Linked DNA regions of Homo sapiens: all the other regions are linked to region 1. The links are chromatin contacts, found by Hi-C or POLR2A ChIA-PET in ENCODE. All regions are on one chromosome and are shown on one strand. Each heading gives the region's core, a stretch centred on a gene start or an enhancer-like site at or near the end of the contact. The rest is flanking DNA. Distances are from core to core; before and after follow the strand shown. Region 1 holds the start of ARHGAP17 (Rho GTPase activating protein 17). Region 2 overlaps PRKCB (protein kinase C beta). Region 3 overlaps PRKCB (protein kinase C beta). Region 4 holds the start of PRKCB (protein kinase C beta). Region 5 holds the start of PLK1 (polo like kinase 1). Region 6 holds the start of GGA2 (golgi associated, gamma adaptin ear containing, ARF binding protein 2).

What was found. Hi-C counts contacts between places; a loop is a spot of excess contacts on that map. ChIA-PET counts read pairs that join two places held with the same protein, here RNA polymerase II (POLR2A). Pooled maps may share reads with other maps.
Region 2: a loop to region 1 is called in a pooled map, with 5 times the contacts of the local background. The contact joins the enhancer-like site here to the promoter of ARHGAP17 in region 1. A Hi-C loop is called at or near these places in 2 of 37 single-sample maps with no recorded cell type and 2 of 50 pooled maps.
Region 3: a pooled map shows a loop between it and region 1 (2.9-fold over the local background). The contact joins the enhancer-like site here to the promoter of ARHGAP17 in region 1. A Hi-C loop is called at or near these places in 6 of 37 single-sample maps with no recorded cell type and 6 of 50 pooled maps.
Region 4: a pooled map shows a loop between it and region 1 (4-fold over the local background). The contact joins the promoter of PRKCB here to the promoter of ARHGAP17 in region 1. A Hi-C loop is called at or near these places in 6 of 37 single-sample maps with no recorded cell type and 11 of 50 pooled maps.
Region 5: a pooled map shows a loop between it and region 1 (2.6-fold over the local background). The contact joins the promoter of PLK1 here to the promoter of ARHGAP17 in region 1. A Hi-C loop is called at or near these places in 2 of 50 pooled maps. POLR2A ChIA-PET finds 5 or more read pairs at or near these places in 2 of 52 experiments (CD4-positive, alpha-beta T cell and PC-9).
Region 6: a pooled map shows a loop between it and region 1 (5-fold over the local background). The contact joins the promoter of GGA2 here to the promoter of ARHGAP17 in region 1. A Hi-C loop is called at or near these places in 2 of 37 single-sample maps with no recorded cell type and 5 of 50 pooled maps.

What each region holds. Positions count from the first base shown.
Region 1 is chr16:25,014,066-25,017,062 of GRCh38, forward strand. It overlaps ARHGAP17 (Rho GTPase activating protein 17), which reads right to left and starts at 1,304. Exons shown (of 20, transcript NM_001006634.3): 1 at 1,144-1,304. The coding sequence starts at 1,196. It also overlaps the pseudogene LOC100421171. RefSeq lists enhancers at 192-860, 861-1,529 and silencers at 843-892, 953-1,002, 1,063-1,112, 1,193-1,442.
Region 2 is chr16:24,012,905-24,015,604 of GRCh38, forward strand. The region is part of intron 3 of PRKCB (protein kinase C beta); the gene reads left to right. Among named protein-coding and RNA genes, the nearest start is that of PRKCB, 180 kb to the left of the region's middle. RefSeq lists enhancers at 1,547-1,666, 1,777-1,846. Within about 2 kb of position 1,432, at least 7 of the 41 ENCODE cell types and tissues checked have a DNase peak (open chromatin) inside an H3K27ac peak, as active enhancers do.
Region 3 is chr16:23,851,509-23,854,238 of GRCh38, forward strand. The region is part of intron 2 of PRKCB (protein kinase C beta); the gene reads left to right. Among named protein-coding and RNA genes, the nearest start is that of PRKCB, 17 kb to the left of the region's middle. RefSeq lists an enhancer at 2,012-2,101. Within about 2 kb of position 1,473, at least 2 of the 41 ENCODE cell types and tissues checked have a DNase peak (open chromatin) inside an H3K27ac peak, as active enhancers do.
Region 4 is chr16:23,834,733-23,837,432 of GRCh38, forward strand. It overlaps PRKCB (protein kinase C beta), which reads left to right and starts at 1,251. Exons shown (of 17, transcript NM_002738.7): 1 at 1,251-1,616; 2 at 2,643-2,674. The coding sequence starts at 1,444. RefSeq lists silencers at 747-1,386, 1,417-1,496, 1,827-1,906 and enhancers at 860-1,407, 1,408-1,953, 2,217-2,356.
Region 5 is chr16:23,677,454-23,680,225 of GRCh38, forward strand. It overlaps PLK1 (polo like kinase 1), which reads left to right and starts at 1,436. Exons shown (of 10, transcript NM_005030.6): 1 at 1,436-1,887; 2 at 2,631-2,772. The coding sequence starts at 1,480. DCTN5 (dynactin subunit 5) reads left to right here. Exons shown (of 6, transcript NM_032486.4): 6 at 1-19.
Region 6 is chr16:23,508,967-23,511,894 of GRCh38, forward strand. GGA2 (golgi associated, gamma adaptin ear containing, ARF binding protein 2) reads right to left here and starts at 1,528. Exons shown (of 17, transcript NM_015044.4): 1 at 1,355-1,528. The coding sequence starts at 1,445. RefSeq lists silencers at 1,215-1,384, 1,455-1,684, 1,755-1,804.

The DNA.
Region 1 (2,997 bases), core at 54-2,553:
AACAAGGAAACTAAGCAAAAAGATGGAGGAAATGAAACAGTAAAAAGCAAATTTAGAAAACTCGAGAGGAAGTAAAAGTATTTTCATACACTCAAAAAAAAGAAGTGTCCCACGTGCTTCAGCCAAACCAAACTCCCCTTAACTGTTAAAAACAGAAAATCAAAAGAAGAGCTGTGAGAAATTCATACTTTCGTATCTCTTTGCTGAATAAACACTAAATCGGTACAGTACAGCCAGCTGCCCTGAAAGACCTTGAAATATTAGCCCCAGATAATACAGCACATGACAGTCACCTCCAGAAACTCTCAAAAACCACAAATCATTTCTTGTTCTGACAACCTGATCTACCAACTCTGGTCTAGCCTGCCATTTAATAATCAATAACGTTTCTTGTTAAGCACTTCAACCGTAGCAAAGGAAGATAAAGAAGCATTTGTTTCCAAACCTAAGGTGAGACTTTTTAAATTGGCGCAAGGCGTCTCCATAATCCTTTTCCGCCAATTCCTAATTTCTAAATGTCAAGAACTGGCAGCAGCAGTCCAGTTCCTAGGAGCCCTGGTTTTGAGACAGCACCACCTCCGAATTCCCTCAAAGGGCGTTCTGAACTCACTGAGCAAATCCGGCTGGCTTTCATGTCCCTCTAGCCATTTCTTGCCGCCATGCACTTACAGGAGAAGGACTCGCAAACAGCGGGAGCACCGGGAAAGCCTGGGACTGCCGCCCCCCACAGCACAGCGCTCGGCACAGCGTTAGGGACAGAAGTCACCGTTGTTGAGCCCAGGGCAGCGATCCCAGCTGGCTCGGCCCCCGGGAAGGGAGGAGAAGGACCGGGTCTACTCCCCGAGGGCGATGCTCCCGGGGCAGGGACAATGGGCAGGGGACCCCGCGGTGTGGCGGAGGAGGCGGCGGCCCTCCCCTGCAGGTCTCGGGAGCCCGGCGGCGCTGAGAGACAGGCGGGCCGCCTGGAGCGCGGCGCTCGGGCCTCAGCGCGGCGCAGCCCCCGGGCCCGTGCCCCGCTGGTCTCGGGCAGGGGCTGCGGCCCAGCTCAGAGCCGCCGGACCGCGGAGGAGCCGTCCCGCCCCCGCGCCCTCCGCCCTCCGCCCCCAGCCCCGGTGCGACCCCCGTGCTGCCCGGCGCACTCGCCTGCCCACGGTCTGGTTAGCCAGCTGCTTCATGCGGTTGAACTGCTTCTTCATGGCGGCGGTGGCGGCGGCGGCCCGCGGGGCTCGGGCCGGGCAGGGCGGGGGACAGCCTGGCAGCTACTACATCGCTTCCCGGCCCAAACGGCGGCGCGGCGGTGGCTCCCCGGGCCGGCGGCCCCGCCCTCGCCTCGTCACTTCCAGTGGCACCGCCCGCCCGCCCTCTAGGTCTGGCCGAGCCGAGCTGAGCCCGAGTAGAGCCGAGTCGAACCGAGCCGAGGCTAACAGTGCCTTACCTGACACGGGCGAAGAGCTAGAAGGCCCCGGGCGAGAAGACCACTAGGCCTCCTCCGCCTGGCCTCCCCGACCCCAACGCTGCCCGGTCACCCTCTCGTTTATTTCAACGTATGAAAAGCTGTTTCTAGCAGGGCGCAGTGGTTCAACGTTGTAATCTCAGCACTTTGGGAGGCCGAGGGGGCAGATCACTTGAGCTCGGGAGTTCGAGAGCAGCCTGGCCAACACGGTGAAATCCTGTCTCTACTAACAATACAAATTTAGCTGGGCGTGGTGGTGGACGCCTGTAATCCCAGCTACTCAGGAGGCTGAAGCAGGAGAACGGCTTTTACCCGAAAGGCAGAGGTTGCAGTGAGCCGAGATGGCGCCACTGCACTCCAGCCTGGGCAACAGAGTGAGAGACCCTGTCTCGAAAAAAAAAAAAAAAAAAAAAATTAAAGTCAATGTGTGTTTTCCTTAACACACGTGCTCACACACTCATGTCTTCCTGGTTTGGTGGCCTTGGCTCCAGGTAAGCCCCTTCTTTGCATTGGATGGGCAGCAATGTGGCTTCTTTCATCAGCCACATCTCAAATGTGCTCCTAAATGTCATAGAAAAAGGAAAGAGCTCCCTAACTATGGGATAAAGGAGACTGATGCCAGTTTGGAATTCTTAATATCAAAGAATGAGGGACTTCAAGATCTTTTTAGTGACCTAGGAGAGACCTAGGAAGCATCAGAGCTTCAGATAGGGCAGCAAACTAAAAGTTATCGACATCAATTACAACAGAAAGAGGTAGAAATGAGCCTTCCTAAAACAAGAAAGCAAGCACTACAGGATCGGTTGCAGGACCGGCAGCCAGCCCTGGAGTCAGCACATTCAGGGAAGGCCGGAGGTTCCCATCCACACTGCATCCCCTCCATTCCATGTGGTACCCATCATGCTTCAGTGTTCCACGACGCTTACATGGGTTTTTATGACATAATTTCATCATAACAAGAAATAAACAGATAGTCCAATGAAGTTCTAAAACTTGAGTCTCCAGTTGGCCATTGGAAATGTATTGCTCAGACTTATAAAATAGGAGGAACAACTAGTTTTGATGAAAATGAAATCTACAAACTACAAACACCAAATATTAATATCATCAAGGAGCTCAAACAAAAAAGAAGTCAGGATACTGATGACCATCAGCTTGAATTATCAGTATTACAGAATGTTCATCAACAGAAATTGAGGGAAATAAGTTGTAAGCATCAAGAAAATCTAAGCAATTAGGAAGAAAAGATTGAAGAACTGGAAAATTTGTTACAGCAAGGTGGCTCAGGAATTACAGTACATGATCTCTCTAAACTTCAAGAGAAGGAAAACACTATTCATGCAAGCTCTACAAATTGAAAAAGTAGAGTCTACCAAAAAATTGAAGAATTTGAACATAGAGTAAAAGACAAATAAAAAATTATCTTCTGGGGCCAGGTGCAGTGGCTCACACCTGTAATCCTAGCACTTTGGGAGGTCAAGATGGGAAGATCACTTGAGCTCAGGAGTATGAGACTAGCCTGGACAACATACTAAAACCTCATC
Region 2 (2,700 bases), core at 182-2,681, 1.0 Mb before region 1:
TTGGCTGAGATACTCTTCTCTCTCTTCTTCCCTGTGAGTTCAGTGGGTCTCAATTCTAGTTGCATTGTAGAATCTTCTGCAGGGCTTTTTAACTGAATGCAGTGTCTGCACCCATTCCAGACCAACTAAGTCCAAATCTCTGATTGATTCAGAACCTCTCAGTTGCATGCAGGGTTAAGGGCCCTGGTCAACTCACGCTGGTCCTCTAGACTGCAGCTCAAGCATCACTTCCTCAGGGAAGCCCTTCCTGACCTCCCTGACCAGGCCCATTTCCAATATTTTGTACTCAGCACACCACATACCTCTTCTTGCTGTCACATATCTTAGGGACATCTAAATATTAGGTTGGTGCAAAAGTAATTGCGGTTTTTGCTATTGTAAATAATGGTGCAATAGTAATTAGTTAAAAGTAATTAAAAATAATGGCAAAAGCACAGTTACTTCTGCACCAACCTAATATTTACTTACATGGTGACAAAGAACCCAGATTCTGGATAAAAATGAATCACTAGCTGTGTGACCTTGGGCGAGTTACTTAACTTCTCTGTGTCTCAGTTTTCTCCCCTATAAAATAGGAATAGTCAAAAACCTGTTTTACATGGTCGTTGAGGATCAAATTAGTTCATAATATGTAAGGCGCTTGGAACAGTGCCTGGCACATGGTGAGTGCTGTATGTGGTAGCTGTTACTGCACTAGTAATTATTACCCCCTGCTGGGATCTGTAAATCCCTGAAGGTGGGGTTGGCATCCGTTGTTTGATCACTCCACACCTAGGATGCTGCATGAACATAATAGCTCTTCAATACCTGTCTGTTCAGCAGAGTGGCGTCCTAGTGAGGTTCTTGGTAAAAGATGAAAGGTGAGATGTGGAATTGCAAAAAAAAAAAAAAAGTATAGACATCAGAGTTGGCCTGCACAGAATTCACCTTCCTCAGTTAGGGCCCTTGTCTATGCGGGCCTGCTGGTTCAGGGTCATTGTTTCTAGCGGTCATGAGGATCAGAGCCTGCCTGGACTTGCTGTGTGCAGAGTCCCCGGTGCAGATGGCCACCTGGCAGGCATTTGCTCCAGCAGCATCCTTTGCAGGAATGGGAGGCTCCTCTGTAATTCACAAACTCACCGTGTCCTTCTATACAGAGGATCTTTCTGCTCTTCTGAAATGCAGACTTGGGTGTGCTGAGAGCTTCTGTGACAGAGGGTGCTGTCAGGAAGCTGGGCATCCAGGGCTGCACCTGGAAACCAAGCTGGCAGCGGCTTTGCAAGTTGAATAATCTTATGTTGTGATCTTGCATTTACGGGACCCCCCACTTAGCAAAAAGGGGTGCTCAGACCACTTCCCTTAGTTGGCTTACGGCACTGCAGGGGGAGAGGGGTGGGGAGGGGAGGAGATGGGTGTGGTTTTGTGGGTGATGGAGGATTTATTTATAATGTGGGTGTGATCCGTTGCCATGTGACTATTCCCTGAAACTACTGTACACCCTGAGCAATGAATGCACAACCCGGCCTGCACAGGAAGAGGTGGGGCTCACTCTGTGAACAGCCTCCACCAGAACTCGAAGGCCCCCTGGGGAATACCAAGCCTAACCCCTTTGTTTTCAGAAGGAGGAACTGAGACCAGACCATGGCAGTGACTTGCCCAAGATCACAGATGTCATTTTTATTCTAAGCTAACATTTGTCATATGGATACTACATGCCAGTCACTGTGCCAAGCTAAGCATCATCATTGTGATTTCATTAATCTGTACACATCTAGAAAGCAGGCTCATTATATTCAGCAAACACTTGCATAGTGTATATATGATGTGCCAGGCACTGTGCTGAGTCTTTTACAAATATTAATCCATTAAATTCTCATAATCCTATGAGGATTTAGTGTGATTATTATTTCCTTTTATTTATTTATTTAAGACAGAGTCTTGCTCTTGTCACCCAGGCTGGAGTGCAATGGCATGATCTCGGCTCACTGCAACCTCCACCTCCTGGGTTCGAGCAATTCTCCTGCCTCAACTTCCTCCCAAGTAGCTGGGACTACAGGCACCCGCCACCATGCCCAGCTAGCTAATTTTTGTATTTTTAGAAGAGATGGGGTTTTACCATGTTGGCCAGGCTGGTCTCGAACTCCTGGCCTCAAGTGATCCGCCCGCCTTGGCCTCCCAAAATGCTGGGATTACAGGTGTGAACTGCCGCGCCTGGCCTTATTTCCATTTTAAAGATGAGGACCCTGAAGCTCAGAGAGGTTGGGTAACCTGTCCAAAGTCACACAGCTGGGAGGTCATTGAGTTGGGAGTCAATCTCAGACAGTCTGGCCTTGAAGTGTCTGCTCCAGCACTGTCATTTCTCTCCATGTGACAGCTCTTCTCTCCATTTTACAGGTGAGAAAATCAAGGCTTATATAACTCAAGTAGCTTGCTCGAGGCTGCACGACTGGAAATTACCAGAGCTGGTGTTGAATTTGCACATTCCAGCTATAGAATCTGACCCCTGATCTCATGCTAAACTCCCTCTCAGTGGGGCTAGGGTCTTTTGGCTGAGGGGTCCAAGCTGGGAACAGGTCACGGGGGTTGAGGCAGAGCCTGAAGCCAGCAGGTGGAGGTGGGGTGGTGTCAGCCAGGTCTACCTGGGTTGACTCTGAACCTCATGCAGTGGAGCAGTTACTCCCTTCCCATGGGGCAGAGCCCCAGCTAGGTGGCCATCGCCTG
Region 3 (2,730 bases), core at 223-2,722, 1.2 Mb before region 1:
AGTCGTGTGATTCCTCCAGCTTTGTTCTTTTTGCTCAATGTTGTCTTGGCTATTTGGGGTCTTTTGTGGTCCCATATGAACTTAGGGATTGTTTTTTCTATTTCTGTGAAAAATGACATTGGAATTTTGATAAGAATTGCACTGAATCTGTAGATTGCTTTGGCTAGTATGGACATTTTCACAATATTAATTTGTCTAGTCCATGAACACGGAATATCTTTTCATTTATTTGTGTTTTCCTCAGTTTCTTTCATCAGTGTTGTATAGTTTTCAGTATACAGATAGTTTGCTTCCTTGGATACATTTACACCTAAGTAATTTTTTTTTTGCTGCTATTGTAAATTAGTTTGTTTTCTTAATTTTCTGGTCTGGTAGTTTGTTATTAGATAAGCTAGTATATAAAATTAGAATAATTAGATAATCTAATATAGAAACACTACTGATTGTATGTTGGTTTTGCATCCTGCAGTTTTATTGAATTTGTTGATCAGTTCTAACAGCTTTTTTAGTGGATTCTTTAGGGTTTTCTGTATATAAAATCACCTTGTCAACAAATAGAGACAAGTTCACTTCTTCCCTTCCTATTAGGATGCCTTTTATTTCTTTCTCTTTCCTAATTACTCTGGCTGGGACTTCCAGTACTCTATTGAAAAGAAAGGGTGAGAGTGGGCGTCCTGATCTTAGAGGAAAGGCTTTCAACTTTTCAGTGCTGAGAAGGATGTTAGCTACGGGTTTGTCATAATAGAGCCCATAGTGTTTATTGTGTTGAGTGCATTTCCTTTATACCTTATTGCTGAGTACTTTTTTCATGAAAGAATGTTAATTTTTTTCAAGTGCTTTTTTTTCCTGCATCTATTGAGATGATCATATGATTTTTATCCTTTATTTTGTTAACATGGGTATCACATTTATTGATTTCTATGTGTTGAACCATCCTTGCATCCCAGGGAGAAATCCCACTTGATCATGGTGAATAAAATTCTTTTAATGTGTTCTTCAATTTGGTTTGCTAATATTTTGTTGAGGATTTTTCCATCTATGTTCATCAGGGATATTGGTTTATAGTTTTCTTCTCTTGTGTTTTTGTTTGGCTTTGGTATGATAGTCTTGGATAATGAGTTTAGAAATACTCCCTTAATTTTTTGGAAGAGTTTAAGAAGAATTGATTGACATCCAGATCAAGAAACAGAACATGCTGGTACCCTAGAAGCATCATCTCACAATCCCTATCAACCGTATCCTTCAGGAGTAATCACTATCCTAACCTCTATCACCTATGATTACTTTCATCTGTTCCTGAACTTATGCCCACTTTTCTGTTATGCAACTCCATTGACTTATGCCCATTTTTCTGTTAAAAAATTTAAAAAGTGCAGAGCTTTAAGTTACTGAGGCTGAGCCTGAGAAATGTTAGCTGGGACTTTTTTAGTTTTGCATAGAGGAAGTGAAATCCGTATGGGAGACAGGCACCTTCTGGAATCACCCATTGGGGAATGGTGCCGTTTGCCTTCTTTGGGGAACATCTGCTTCCTGTTTCAATGTTGCCCATCGGTTCCAGACTGTTCAACAAGGAAGCCAGGGCATTCTGACAGTTTTTCCACACAATAATTTAGCTCTGTAAATACTAGGAAAACTTGAGCTCACAAACTATTTTTAGGGCTTAACATTTCAAAAATTCTGTATTAGTAAGAATCTATTAAAGCTGCTGTAACAGACAAACCTTGAAGTCTCTGTGGCTTGACAGAAGGGAGTTTATTTCTTACTCATGTCACTAACCAGTGCAGGTGGTCCTGGTCAGGACATCTTCCACAGAGTCACACAGGACCCCAGGGTCCTCCCCATTGGGCCAGTGGAAGGGGAAAGGGAAATTGAGAAAGCACACTCATTTCACAACAACTTCAGCTGGGGAAGGAAGTCACATCACTTCTGCTCACATTCTATTTGCCAGAACCCAGGCAAAGAGGCAACCAACGGAAGGGGGTCCTGGGACATGTCGACTAGCTCTATGTCCAGGAGGAAAAGAAAACAGGTTTTGATGAACTCAGTAAATCTCACTCCAGTCTCCAAAGCCATAATTTCCTTTGTCTTTCTTTGCGGTGATGTATCTAGTTTTATCTCTCACTTGACTGGTAAAACTAAGATGCAAAACTCTGGACGTCTTTATCTTATCAAACATAGCAGGGAAAGAGTGAGTTCTATTTGTGTTCCTAAAAGTGAAATAAAGAAGCACTTTTCTTGTTTTTAGTTATTAGAACAATCTGGCTCTTGTCAGACTTTCTAGTTTTTCAATCAGTCAGAATTCTTGCCTCTCTGGTTGCCTGTTGTATTAATCCATTCTCATGCTGCTAATAAAGGCATAACTGAGACTGGGTAATTTATAAAGGAAAGAGGTTTAATTGACTCACAATTCAGCATGGCTGGGGAGGCCTCACAATCATGGCAGAAGGCAAAGGAAGGTCAAGGCACTTCTTACATGGCAGCAGGCAAGAGAGCGTGCACAGGGGAACTGCCCTTTATAAAACCATCAGATCTCGTGAGACTTATTCACTATCACGAGAACAGCATTAGAAAACCCACCCCCATGATTCCATTACCTTCCGCCAGGTCCTTCTCATGACACATGGGGATTATGAGAGCTACAATTCAAGATGAGATTTGGGTGGGGACACAGCCAAACCATATCACCTGTGGACATCCCAAGCAGATCTCTTTGAGGCCGGGTTAGTTCTC
Region 4 (2,700 bases), core at 1-2,500, 1.2 Mb before region 1:
ATTCACTTGTTCATCCATGCCCTCACTCAATCAACCAATATTTACTGGGGTCTTGGGAGGTGTCAGGCACTGAGCTTGGTGCTGGGCGACATGGTGGTGAACAGCCCCCCTGCTCTCACAGAGCCTAGGTCTGGTGAAGGAGCTCACAGCCTAATGAAGCTCTGCGTTCCCAGAGTGGGGGACATGGTGGCAGTGGGTATCTTTAGGCCTTGTGCATGAACAGGGCGCTAAATAACATTGAATTACACATTGTAGACAATTATTACCCTTTCAGTTACCTTCAGATCACATCAAGGAGAGAGTCCTGGTTGGATAGTAATGTCTTTAACACCCCTCTAGCATTTATTAATTTCCTCTCTTAACAAATAAAAGATGACTTCAGTCGAAGATGCTTAGGACAGATGACGGCACCTGGAGATATTTTAATAATGTAGATACCTCTTGCTGTTCAAACTCAGACCAAAAGAGATAGGCTTTTTTTCCCCCAGAGGGTGCACAAATACGACCAGAATTTGTGAAGACGAGTCAGAAATGAATGAAATTTGGAAAAATATTGATCTACTGAAATCCTTCCTCCCCACACTATTAGCCCTATGTTACAGTTGGGGAAACGGAGTCGTTTTGCAGAGGGGATGGACAGAAGGTAGGGAGTTCTCTTCCAAACGTGCAGGAGGCAAGCAAAGCCAAGAATCTTCTCTGTGGTGGAGTTAGAGACATATAAAATAAAGATCGCTCCTCCCCTACCTCTGCAGAACGTGTGTGTGTATGTGTGTGTAAGTGTGTGCGGCCACAAGCCTTTCCGAATGAGTGACAGCGGGAGCCCATCCCTCCAGGAGACGCGTGCAGAATGACCAATGGGATGGATGGGGGTGGATGGGTACCAGTCTCCGCAGAGGCCGGGGTGGAATTCGCTGCGCCCCACCCCTTCCACCCGCTCCCCTTCGCCCCGTAGGTCTTTCCACTCTCGCTCCTCCCCTGGGCACATCTCCTGAACGCAGCCCCGGGGGCCGAGGACGGGGTGGGGTGGGGGGCGAGGCTCGGGTCCGACGACCCCGGGCTGCGGTCCCGGCGCTGCAGAGCTGCGGCTGTGCACGCTTAGCCGCGAGGCCCGCGGTAGCCCGGGCGCCGATATGTAAAGCAGCTGGCAGCGCTGGGCGGGGCCTGGGCGCGATGCAAATGAGGAGGGCGGGGCTGGCCCGGGGCTCCGCCTCCCTCCCCCGCAGCTGGGGCCAGCGGTGCCAAGCGCAGCTGGACGAGCGGCAGCAGCTGGGCGAGTGACAGCCCCGGCTCCGCGCGCCGCGGCCGCCAGAGCCGGCGCAGGGGAAGCGCCCGCGGCCCCGGGTGCAGCAGCGGCCGCCGCCTCCCGCGCCTCCCCGGCCCGCAGCCCGCGGTCCCGCGGCCCCGGGGCCGGCACCTCTCGGGCTCCGGCTCCCCGCGCGCAAGATGGCTGACCCGGCTGCGGGGCCGCCGCCGAGCGAGGGCGAGGAGAGCACCGTGCGCTTCGCCCGCAAAGGCGCCCTCCGGCAGAAGAACGTGCATGAGGTCAAGAACCACAAATTCACCGCCCGCTTCTTCAAGCAGCCCACCTTCTGCAGCCACTGCACCGACTTCATCTGGTGAGCGCGCGCGCGCAGGGCACCTTCCCGGGCCCCCGAGGGCAGCGCCGCGCCAGGGACCCCCTCTCCGCGCCCTCTGCGCCCTCCGCGCCCTCCGCACCCTGGGACCCCGCGTCTCCGGACTCCCGGCTCCGGACCCTGCTGCCCGGGACTCCCGGATGGACAGTCCTGCCGTTGCCCTGTCCCCACCCTGGTCCCAGACGGGCCGCCGCGGGGCGCCTCCTGCCCTCTCCTGCTCTCAGGCGCCTCTAGAGCGCCCAGGGGCGGCGTCGCGGGAGCCTTTGCTCCACCTGACTAGGAGCGCGCGGGGTCTGTGCCTGCCCTGGAGGGCAGCGCCTCGGGTGCTCTCCGACCCGGGGTTCCCTATCTCTCCGCCTGCTTCCGGGCGCGAGGAGCCCTCGCCCCCCACCCCTTGTTTCCGGGGGGGGCGGCGCCCTGGGTGTCCTTCTCTATCTCCCTGCGGGCATGGGACATCCTTTCTCACTCCTCTGTGCCTCCGGGCAGCGCCCTGTGTTATCTCCCATTGCCCCTCCCCGAGGGCCTGGGTTCCCCTTTCCACTCCTCGGTCACATCACTGCGGGCCCCTTTCTTCCCCAGTCCCTCCAGTAGTGGGGCATCCTTTCCTCCTTCCCAGTCCCCCTCCCAGAGGACACCACCGCCGCGGGGTCACTCTCGCCCTCCCTCTGAATGCGTCTTTATCTCTTCTCTTTTCCCGAGGGTGCTCGGGGCATCTATGGGTACATCTGTCGCCTGCCTTCAGCCCCTACCCCGACGGAAACGCTCCCCACTATCCCGCCACCTGGTGGTCGCAGCCTCCTCTCTTCTGCAGGAGTGAAGGCAGATGGGGGTTACAGCCGAGCTCCCACCTACCCCCACAAAGGCGGAAGACTCTTGGGCACCCGCCTGTGGCTGGGAGTTTGCACCTGGGGTACAGAGGCAGGGAGGAAGGCGGGTGACTCTGTGGGTAACTAGCTGGAGGCTGGGCCCCCCGGGCTGCCTGACATACACCTCCTTCTGCTTTTGCAGGGGCTTCGGGAAGCAGGGATTCCAGTGCCAAGGTAGGCTCTGGGGCTTTGGGGATGCT
Region 5 (2,772 bases), core at 186-2,685, 1.3 Mb before region 1:
CTATAGGGGTACAAAATAACTTAATTTTTCAAAGTCTTCCTTTTATTCAGCCAACATTTTAGTAAGTACCCTTTTTTTTTTACCAAGCACTGCTCTGGGAGCTTGGGACATGGGGTAGAAAGGACGGCATCATTGTCCTCATTGTCCTTCAGCTTAGCTGCAAGGCAGGTGAAGGATGCTTATAGTATGGTTGATTTTTGCTGGGCTCTATGAAGGATCAGAGGGTGCTAAGGAGGCACAGAGAAAGAGCTTTTAACGTGGGTATTTTACTGTTCCAGGGTTGCCACTCAAGTACCTACAGAACAAACGGGTGTAGCTGTAAACTGTGGCAAACTGAAAGCATGTAGGCACAGAGTAAGTAGCTAGAGCTGATTTTTTTCAGGAAAGGCCACAAATCCCAACTTTTATGAGCTCCTCTTTTAAATGCTGTAAATGTTTTACAATGGCGGGGCGCGGTGGCTCACGCCTGTAATCCCAGCATTTGGGAGGCCGAGGGGCAGATCACTTGAGGTCAGGAGTTCAAGACCAGCCTGGCCAACATGGTGAAACCTCTTCTCTACTAAAATTACAAAAATTAGCCGGGCATGGTGGTGCATGCTTGTAATTCCAGCTGCTAGGGAGGCCGAGGCGGGAGGATTGCTTGAACCCGGGAAGCAGAGGTTGCAGTGAGCTGAGATCGTGCCACTGCACTCCAGCCTGGGCGACAGAGCAAGATTCCGTCACACACACAAAAAAAAGGCGTGGGGGGAGGCCAAACAAAACCCCGCAAGACACATTTGGCTATGACCTGCCAGTTTGCTAGGCATTCTTCCAACCTTCCCTCCCTCTGACCAAGAAACTGAGTGTCCACTATTTTAGGCCCTGGGAAATTCAGTAGCGAGGAGGCCAGACAGCTTCGTTGCATCATGGGGGGCTCTGGTACTGTGCTTCTCCAACTTCAGGATGTGTAGGAATCACCTGAGCAGTCTTGTTGAGAGGCGGACACTGACTCGGGAGGTCTGGGGTAGGGCCTGAACGTTTGCCTTTGCGGTTCTAACAAGCTCTCAGGTGATGGCGATGCTACTGTTCCCTGGCCCCGAGGTAGAGGAAGATTTAAGTAAAAGCTTCCTGGAGGAGGCGCAAGTGAACCGCAGGAGCTTTCCCGGACGCCCGAGAAAGGGAGAAACCCCGAAGGAATTCCTCCTCTCTCGGGGCTGGGTCTCCGCATCCACGCCGGGTTTGGTTTCCCAGGCTATCCCACGTGTTCGGGCGTCCGTGTCAATCAGGTTTTCCCCGGCTGGGTCCGGGTTTAAAGGCTGCTGCTGCGCAGGGCGCTCCCATGGTGCCGCGCGGCGGGCGGGTTTGGATTTTAAATCCCCGCGGCCAATCAGTGGCGCGCAGGCTTTTGTAACGTTCCCAGCGCCGCGTTTGAATTCGGGGAGGAGCGGAGCGGTGCGGAGGCTCTGCTCGGATCGAGGTCTGCAGCGCAGCTTCGGGAGCATGAGTGCTGCAGTGACTGCAGGGAAGCTGGCACGGGCACCGGCCGACCCTGGGAAAGCCGGGGTCCCCGGAGTTGCAGCTCCCGGAGCTCCGGCGGCGGCTCCACCGGCGAAAGAGATCCCGGAGGTCCTAGTGGACCCACGCAGCCGGCGGCGCTATGTGCGGGGCCGCTTTTTGGGCAAGGGCGGCTTTGCCAAGTGCTTCGAGATCTCGGACGCGGACACCAAGGAGGTGTTCGCGGGCAAGATTGTGCCTAAGTCTCTGCTGCTCAAGCCGCACCAGAGGGAGAAGATGTCCATGGAAATATCCATTCACCGCAGCCTCGCCCACCAGCACGTCGTAGGATTCCACGGCTTTTTCGAGGACAACGACTTCGTGTTCGTGGTGTTGGAGCTCTGCCGCCGGAGGGTGAGTGTCGCTGCTGGGGAACTGGAACTGCCTGCGGGGCAGTTGGAGCGCCCAGACCTGGAGCTGCTGGAAAGAGTACCCAGCAAGGGAGAGCCTGGGACTTGGAGCTGCTAGAGAAGGGTGCTGGGAGCCTCCCGCTTACGTATGGAAAGTGTCTTTGGTAAGGGCTTCTTGGCTCTGGGAGCTGCTAGAGGAGGGGGTTCCAGTGAAGTGGAGTCTGAGTCATGTTGCTGATAGGGAAGTCAGCTTCTGGACGCGAGGTGCTGGGGGGAGGGGTGCTGGTAATGGACGCTAGGGCCCTGGAGTACCCAGGGAGGAGTCCCAGGTTAGTGATGCCGCGCCCTGGGAGCTTCTGGGGTGGAGCTGGGTCAGTGGGGGGGTAGTTGGAGCCAGACTTCGGGCCTTCCGGGGGAGATACGAGTCAGGAAAGGGATCTGGTGCTGGGGACTCGGAGCTTCCGGAGTGGGGCTGAGAGAGGACCCCCAGGTAAGGGGGGAAGCTAGTAGGAGAAGGGGTGCTGCGAATGGTTGTGGACAGTGTTAAGGCAGGGTCCAGATGCCGCTGTGCTGGAGAAGGAATGGGGTGGGGGCATAGGGAAGGAGAGAAACCCACCAAGACCCCTCTTTCATCCCTTGGGAGTCCAGAGTCCAGTCCTGTGCTTCCTTTGCCTGGTAACCCTCTCCCTTCCCCACCGGCCTCAATCCACCTCCCCATCCCTCCTGCCCTCTCCTTCCCACCCACAGTCTCTCCTGGAGCTGCACAAGAGGAGGAAAGCCCTGACTGAGCCTGAGGCCCGATACTACCTACGGCAAATTGTGCTTGGCTGCCAGTACCTGCACCGAAACCGAGTTATTCATCGAGACCTCAAGCTGGGCAACCTTTTCC
Region 6 (2,928 bases), core at 278-2,777, 1.5 Mb before region 1:
GACTACGCCTGCTCATTGCTTCTCCCTCTCCCCACTGCCTTAGTCCTCCTGCGGCCCCCAACCACCACCAAAAGAGCTTTTTAGCCGCTCTCCCTGCCTGAAGTCTCACCCTCTCCGCCCAATTTAGCACCATATGGCTGCAAGTGACGCCTTTAACAGGCTTCCTTGATCAGATTCTCCGGCTGAAAACTCCCAAACAGCAACCCCGCCCTCGGATAAAACATAAACTCCTTTCTGCAGCACACAAGGCTCTTGAAGATCTCGCCCCAATTAGCCGTGCAGCCCCTTTCCCGGATTCCTGAGCTTTAGGCTTGCACTCCAGCGGACTGACCTACTTGTTCCCGGAGTGCTCCACATTCTCTTGTCCCCAGCTTTTGCACACGCAGTTTCTTCTGCCTGGAATGCGGTCGGCTGTGACGACCCCCAGGTAAACCAACTCCTACCACCACAGGTGAAACGAACGCCCTCCTCCTCCTCGCCAATCCCGTTAGTAAGGTGATGTGACTGCCGGCTTGTACCCACTAAAAAATGTTTTGGTGAGCAAGGACCCTGTGTTATGCATCTCAGTGTTCCTGGCACCTAGCAGAGCTGGGTACAAGGGGAATATTCTTTATCCCCTTTGAACCTCAATCCCTCATTGGTAAAACGGAGATAATAATAACCCCTAAGATGACTGTGAAGCTTACAGGAGACATGCAGAAGAATTCTGGCCAAAGGGTTTGAGCCCAACCAGGGTAACATAATGAGACCCCGTCTCTTAAAGGAAAAAAAAAACACACATATATATATATACGCACACACACACACACGTGTGTGTGTGTTTAAAAAAAAAAGTCTGGCCAAAGTAAACACAAAAGGTAAAAAATTTCTTTTTGACGCGGTAGCCAGATAGAGATCTTTCTCAGCCCCAAACAGACTGCATGTCTTGCACGACTGCGTCTCCTTAAGCCTCAAGGTCCCCGCTTCCGTAGTGGGGTTAATAATAGAAGCCAGCTCGGGGTGGGAATGAGGATTAAGCAGGACTAAGCCGCTGTGAGCACAGTGCCTGGCGCAGGGGAAAGCGCAGGTCACGTAGCCATTGGGGTGGGGGTCGGGGTCCTGTGCTGCTGCTAAGTTGGGGGGTGGGCGGAGGGGGAGGGGCAGAGCTCAGAAGGGGGCCGCTGCCCCGGCGGATGCTTGGGGCTCCTCTCGGGGGACCCCTGGGCGATCTTCCCCACCGCGCCGGGCCCAGGCCCCCTACCCGGCCGCCGGCCTCCCCTGCGGCCGCCCGCCCCGAAGCAAGGCCCCGGGAGGCGGGAAGCGAGGCCTCACGTGCGGCGCAGCGGCTGCGCCGAAGGCCTGCCAGGCTACTCACTGAGCCACAGCTCCAGCGACGCTGCCGGGCCCGGGGGACCCTGGGCCGACTCGGTTCCCGCCACAGCCGCCGCCACCGCGGTCGCCGCCATCGCTCCAGCCCCGACGCTGCGGCCGCGGGCGCCACTGCCTCTTCAGCCGCTGTAGCGTCCTGGCGCTCTCCTCTGCTGACTGCGCGGCAGGAGCGGTGGACACGTGACGGGGCGGGGCCGCTGGCGCCACGCCCACCCCAGGCCCCCCCTCCACGCGGGACCGGCCGGAACATTTCTTAGTCCAGATCCCTCCACCCAGCGCTGGTCTTCTAAGACCACTCACCGTACGGTTGCCAGATAAAATACAAGACGCCCAGTTAAATTTGATTTTCAGAAGAACACGAATAATTCTTTTAGCATTTTTATTTTTTAAGAGACGGGGTCTTGCTCTGTCACTCAGGCTGGAGTCCAATGGCGCGATCACGGCTCACTGCAGCCTCCACCTCCTAGGCTCAAGCGATCCTCCCGCTTCAGTCTCCGGAGGAGCTGGGACTAGGGGAGGGCACCACCACGCCTGGCGTGTGTGTGTGTGTGTGTTAGAGACTGGGTTTCACCGTGTGTGTGTGTGTGTGTGTGTGTGTGTGTGTGTGTGTGTGTTAGAGACTGGGTTTCACCATGTTGCCCGGGTGGTCTCGAACTCCTGGTGTTAGAGACTGGGTTTCACCGTGTGTGTGTGTGTGTGTGTGTGTGTGTGTGTGTTAGAGACTGGGTTTCACCATGTTGCCCGGGTGGTCTCGAACTCCTGGGCTACAAGATCCTCTTACCTCGACTTCCCAAAGTGCTTGCATTTATTTTTTATTTTTCTTTTTTTCTTTTTTTGAGACGGAGTCTCACTCTGTCGCCTAGGCTGGAGTGCAGGGGTGCCATCTCGGCTCACTGCAACCTCCACTTCCTGGGTTCAAGCGATTCTCCTGCCTCAGCGTCCCGAGTAGCTGGGACTACAGGTGCATGCCACCACACCCAGCTATTTTTTTTTTTTTTGTATTTTTAGTAGAAACGAGGGTTCACTATGTTGGCCAGGCTGGTCTCGAACTCCTGACCTCGTGATCTGCCCGCTTCGCCCTCCCAAAGTGCTGGGATTACAGGGGTGAGCCACCACGCCCGGCCTATGTGCTTGCATTTTTATTCACAGAAGGGTTTTCCTGGAACACTTTTTTTTTTTTTCAGATGGAGTCTCGCTCTGTCGCCCAGGCTGGAGTGCAGTGGTGCTATCTCGGCTCATTGCAACCTCCACCTCCCTGGTTTCCTGGAACACTTCTAAACTAACATGTCCTGCATTCCTCAATACTCTGCTTTATTTTCTGCATCACACAGTACACCATCGATGTATTATTTACTTGCTTATTCTGTTAAAAGATAATTTTCCCAAAAAAGTATGTCATGATTATCATAATTATGAAATGAATACGTGTTAAATATTTTATTTAATTACATGAGGGAACCAAGCAGATGTTATAATCAATCCAAAAGTGAAGTCAAAGAAGGGCAAATTTATCTGGAAAAAAAGGAAGATAAGACGAATGTGCAAATGGAGGCAAAACTG